Linked DNA regions of Homo sapiens: region 2 is linked to region 1. A link is a loop called in an ENCODE intact Hi-C map of the cell type or tissue named here. Cell type or tissue: PC-3. All regions are shown on one strand. Each heading gives the region's core, and the rest is flanking DNA. Links, peaks and the distances in the headings are about the cores only.

What was found. Hi-C counts contacts between places; a loop is a spot of excess contacts. Peaks named below come from ENCODE experiments on the same cell type or tissue, not always from the same donor. Only the 100,000 strongest peaks of a DNase experiment are listed, where the experiment ranks them.
Region 2: a loop joins it to region 1, with 9 times the contacts of the local background. A loop is called at or near these places in 37 of 110 quality-filtered maps.

Annotation. Positions count from the first base shown.
Region 1 is chr20:58,869,139-58,872,043 of GRCh38, forward strand. All of the region lies in intron 3 of LOC101927932 (a long non-coding RNA gene), which reads right to left. It also overlaps a transcript of GNAS not described here. Among named protein-coding and RNA genes, the nearest start is that of GNAS, 21 kb to the right of the region's middle. In PC-3, for the core only: a CTCF peak has its summit at 1,325 (motif pointing right); a DNase peak (open chromatin) is centred at 1,333; H3K27ac peaks cover 394 bases.
Region 2 is chr20:59,454,360-59,457,264 of GRCh38, forward strand. No RefSeq gene overlaps it. Among named protein-coding and RNA genes, the nearest start is that of PHACTR3, 150 kb to the right of the region's middle. In PC-3, for the core only: CTCF peaks have their summits at 1,566 and 1,765; no DNase peak of the experiment used is centred there.

The DNA of each region.
Region 1 (2,905 bases), core at 206-2,705:
AACCTCCAGATTCACCGCCCTGGTGCCCCGGTTCTCCTGGGAACTGGTCCTGAGATCTTGGACAAATCCCTGGTTCTAGTTTTTCTCAATTGAAAAAACAGGAGGGATGTCTTTCTCACTTTAAAACTTATTTAATTATCTTATAAAGTTTCAATAGATGAGGTATGCCAACCCCCTATCCAACACAAATTTTTTTAAATGTCTGTTCCAAAATGGCAGATTGTATAGGAAATCAAATGGTAGGGCCCTCTGTTGTCCTTTGGTAAATAATTAATAGTTTCTGGGTCCCAATCACCGGGAGAATCTTTGTGGGAGCAGAGTTTGGTGGTAAACTCTTTCACACCTCAATCAAGGGCTAGAAAAGAGGTTCATAGGTGAGCAGAGCTCCAGTTTCCACCAGGGAAATCTAAGGGGCCTACCTGGAGAAGTTAGCATTTAAGACAATATGGAGAGATGAAGTAGAATTTGAGGTGCATGGTCAATGATTGTTTACAGAGAAGGGACTTGCTAGGGATACATCATTGCTTTTCCATTCATGCAAGTATCATTGTGTTTTTCAGGATCTCTGAGACCTCAGGGCTAGTTTTAAGTTCTTCCCCTCCTCAACCCCTCTCCACTTCTCAGTGCTTCACGGCACACTGGGGCATTCTCACTAGCGAAGGTGTCCTCTCTAAGGATGGGACCCCTACTGTCCATCTCAGGCTCAGCACTGCCTTGGGGCAGGCCACTTCTGGCTTCTTTAGGCCTCGTTTCCACGGGAGGGGAAGCTGGGTCCGATGGTGTCTGGGTCAAATTCCTTGGTTCCAAGAACAGGTACCGTTGCCATTCCCTTCCATTTCTGCCCCCTGCACCACCCCACCCAGCAGCTGGAAAATGATGAGGTCATCTATTTGAGAAGGGCCACACAGGCCTCCCACACAAGGACCTACAAAGTCCTCCAATGGGAATTTATTTCTTTCTGATCAAATTTACCCTCCATACCCCATTCATATACACATTCTTTCTCCCCTCTCTCTTAAGATTGTAAAGTTAAAGAAACTGAATACACAGGGTTGATTTAAGGTAAACGTCCCTCCCACCCATCTATTTAAAAAATTTTCTTTTACTTGATAACTTTCCTACAACATGATTCTCTTATGCCCATATTCCTCTGAGGATTCTTTAAAGCTTTTCTTGCACTTTCTCCTCCTCACAGTCCCTGACTTCTAGCCCTGAGTGGTGGCTGAGGGCAGGTGACCCTGTAGACCGTGGGGAACAGAGGAGGCCAGGGCAGGTGGCTGCCTCTTTCCAACCTTTCCTGGGCCATGGGAGCTCCTCCCCACCAGAGGTCAGCAGAGAGCTCAGAATGGCTGGGTCTGCTCTCAGAAATTGGGATCTTGGAATTCTCTAGATGAAATGTAGGATGCCCAAATGGAAAAAAAGCCCCATGTTTCCAGGGTGTTTTGGTTGGGGCTCTCATCCTGTCTTGGGTCCCGGGGACCTTACTTTTAACACCAATACAGCCATTCTGTGCTTTTCTCAGGGGAGGGGTGGTTGGGGGTTTGGTCTGTTTATTTGGTGGCTTTCTTGGTCAGTCTTCTCCCTGCGCCAGACGCACAAATCCCTCCCTTAGAGGGAACCACACCCTCTTAGAACTCTCCCTTCTGGGGCCCAACTGCCCACTTTCGCTTCCCACATGACATGGAACCCACATCCCACACTTGGCCGGGCGCCTTTTCTTCTAGTTGTATTTATTGTTAAAATGACATCATAATATTACAGGAAATCCCCCCAGCCTACCCTCACCCTGCTGTGATTTTACTGATCATTATCTCCCCCTGTTCTTTACTCAGGTGTATGCATAGTTTTGAGAGGGCATGAATCATGGTGTGCAGTTTCATATTAATCCCCCTGCTCCACAAACACACACTACAGGACAGTTTCCTTAGAGCTCTTCCATGTTCGCCATCGTCCTTCCACAGTTCTTTCACTTGTTCAGTCCTTTCGCTAGCGGGGAAGAGCAGGGAAAGAATTGAGGTTCCCTCCCTTTGTTTTTCCTTCTCTGATCTTTTGAAATCCCGGGGTCCTTGTGAACGACTCAGAAATTAAAACCAATTCCCTTTGGCCAGTTGTTTATTGTTGAAAGAGAGAGACAAAGAGAAATTAAGGTGCAAACGGAAGGAAAGAAGTAAATAGAGATTAAATTTAAAAATTTGAAAGGGAGCAGTGGTTCACGCCTGTAATCCCAGCACTTTGGGAGGCCGAGGTGGGCAGATCACCTGAGGTCAGGAGTTCAAGACCAGCCTGACTAACATGGAGAAACATCATCTCTACTAAAAATACAAAATTAGCTGGGCATGGTGGCGCATGCCTGTAATTCTAGCTACTCGGGAGGCTGAGACAGGAGAATCGCTTGAACCCGGGAGGCAGGGTTTGCAGTGAGCCGAGATTGTGCCATTGCACTCCATCCTGGGCAACAAGAATGATACTCCGTCGAAAAAAAAAAAAAAAACAAACAACAAAAAAAAAACCAAAAAAATTAAAAGGGAGAGAGAGGAGGAAAAAAGAGGGAAAGGAAAGAGAGAAGGAAGGAAGAAGGAAGGGAGGGAGGAGGGAGGGGGAGAAAAGAAAAGAAAGGAAAAGAAAAAAGAGAAGAAAAGAAAAAAGAAAAGAGTGCCTTTGCCAAGTTTAGCTCTAAGCACCAAATGGGGTCCTTGCCCTCTAGGAACTTCTAGTCCAGAACAGAGGAGAGGATCAGGTTGCAAGTGATTATCCTTCTACCAGGCAGGGGGTGGAGCGCTGCCAAGGAGGGTGTGGCTGGCACAGCTGAGGGGCCAGGCTGGCTAGACCGGACAGGAGTACGGGGAGGAGAGGCAGGTTCACAATCCAGGCTGGGGCATCCTCTCCTCCCCATCTCACTGCCCCA
Region 2 (2,905 bases), core at 190-2,689, 590 kb after region 1:
AAAAAGTCTGTTTTTGTGAACACTGAATTGACATATGCTTTTCCATAAACCCAGGCTTGCAAGGAGTCGTGCTCATGGCCTCCTTGTCTACTTTCCATCCCTCAGTCTCTCTCTCTTTTTAAGGCATAAATGTGAAAAGAAAACAAATCTCTCCTCTCCTATCTTCCCCGGCCCGACTCAGGGATTTGAACGCTGCTCATTGCTGGCCCAGCTGAACCAGGGGGCCCAGACCTTAGCCTCCTTTGGAAGACTGCCATGTAAATCAGTGGCCTACACCAAGTTTTCTCAGTAATGTGAGTCCTTCCTTTCCCTAAAAATGGGAAATGGGGCCTCCACAGGTCATCAAAAATGTGGCTTAAGCCTGGTGTGGTGGCTCATGTCTGTAATCCCAGCACTTTGGGAGGCTGAGTGGGTGGATCACCTGAGGTCAGGAGTTCGAGACCAGCCTGGCCAACATGGTAAAACCCCATCTCTACTAAAAATACAAAATTAGTTGGGCATGGTGGCACATGTCTGCAATCCCAGCTACTTGGGAGGCTGAGGCAGGAGAATCGGTTGAACCTGGGAGATGGAGGTTGCAGTGAGCTGAGATGGCACCACTGCACTCCAGCCTGGGCGACAGAGTGAGACTCCGTCTCAAAAAAAAAAAAAGAAAAAAGAAAAAAAAAGAAAAAGAAAAAATGTGGCATAAAAACAGAACATCTGGCCAGAGATCATTGTTTAATGGAATCCTCTCCAAGGGTTCTCTCTCTTGCAGACCCGTCCAGGGCATTTCAGAGAGAAGAGCCTCGAAGCCCAGCCCGGAGAGGCAGACCAGAAACAACTGAAAGCAGGCCGGGGAAGATAGGAGAGGAGAGATGTGTTTTCTTTTCGTATTTAGGCCTTAAGATCCAGCCCATGTCAGCCTATCTCCTCCCCAATTGCGGGAGTCAGACACATGTCCCCCGGAACAGAACAAGGTGTGCAGCTGGGGAGGAGACGTGCCACTGTCTAGCTTGGGGCCCACCTGCCATGTAGCTCCCAAATAACATAGTGAAGTGGTTAAAGGGCACTTGTTCTGGAGCCAAGTGGACCCAGGTCCAAATGACAGCTTTCTGACTGACTTTCACTCACTTACCTGGGACCTTAGGCAAGTGACTGGTAGCACTGAGGTCCTGCAACATGTGGGCAACCCTATCTCCCCCGGGGGTGACTGTGAGATCAGAGGAAATGTGTGCAAAGCACTAGCACAGGGTGAGGCTTTGGCACACAGTGCACTGGGCTGGCTGTGATACATGGTAGCTGGCACAAGGTCAGGTCTCAGACTGCTGCAAGTATTACAGGGCAGTGAGACATTGTAGCCATTGCAGTTATCATCAATATTCCCTAGCTCTGATAATTCTCTCTCCTCACCCCAACCTGTGGGAGTATAGAAAATGGGTACTAGCAGGAAAAAAAGCCCAGGGTTTGGCAGGATTCAGGCCATTTCAGGGCTGTTTATGGACAGAAACTTCTCAGTCTTTGGATCACGGCAAGGAAATTTTTTTCCAAATCCTTGGGTAGCTCATTTGTGAGGCAACAGCACCCTCTCTGGTCGGAAAGCAGCATTTTCTCTAGAATTTTCTCTGGGGGCTTCAGGGCACCTACACCCAAAAAGTGAACAGGTGTGTAAATGAGTGTGGTGTGGTCTTTATCCAAGGAGGTCAGGGCAACCTCAGCATCTCCCCCTTATCTGTGGGCGACTGCATCCATTTCTTCCCCCTCATTCTTCCCAGCTTTCATTGCTTCTGAACTGCTGACAGTGGGGACAGTGGGGACAGTGGGGAGGGAAGTATCTGTGTCTGAGGAGCCCGCAGTACCCCCTCTCAGGCTTAGCCACACTGGCTGCCTGCTCCAGTTCCACCCTCGGGGCCAGCACTTACTCGGCATATCCGAGTTTTGGTTTGTCCTGGCCTTTTACAGTCCTGGGAACTGTGACTGGACCTCCACTCACACTGACCTCTCCCCAGCACCCTTCTCCACCACCACTACAGAAACTTGCATGCTATTTGGTTTGGAAAATTCCAGAAGGCCCGACTCTCCTGTGGGTCTGTGTCACCCCTGACCAAGTCCCAGCTCTGAGGTCTCAGGCAGGCCAAGCTGCCTCTCTGAGCTCCTAGAGCCTCAGCCCCGGAGGGGCAGTGGTGGGGCATTCACAAAGTAATCTGTGGTCATACCTGGCTCCAGCAAGCCCACAGGCTGTGCCTGCCATGCCGACACGCCCCTTCACACTGCCAGCAAGTGGCTGCGTGGTCCTGTCTCGGGGGCTTCCCCCACCTGTGGTCCGGGTGTTGTCCCATTCAGCCTTGTGACATCTCTGCGAGCTCCCCTTCTCGTTGCCAACCTACCCTGAGAGATGCAGCTCAGAGAGAGGAGCGGGCCCAGCCTGCTGGGGGTGTCCCTCCAGTCTAGAGCGAGACTCTCACCCAGGCCCCCCATGGCCCAACAGAACCCTGGGGGCTTCCAGGCCCCACACCCGCTGCTCCTCACGACCCCTTTTCTCTGTCTCCATGGAAGCTTGGAGATACAAGTTGGAGAGAACAAAAGCTCGGGGGCCCTTCCCGGCCACTCCCAGCCCGGCTCCCTGGGCCTCCGCCCGCGGGCTGACAGCACAGAGAAGCTTCAGGAGCGGTTCAGCTTTGCTCTCACCTGCTCTCTTGAGCAATCTGTGATGGCTGTCAGAGAAACGCCTGCTTTAATTAGTTCTTCACTGATTACTATTAAGTGGCACGTTATGTAATTATCCCAGGGCAGGCCCCAAATGGAGTCTATTTCAAGCAGTTACCTGAATTTTGTGAATGAAAATTATGGTGATTCCATCTCGACTACACCACCCGGCACCCAATCAACACATATAGTGGCAAACCCAATAACCCTCCAACGGGCG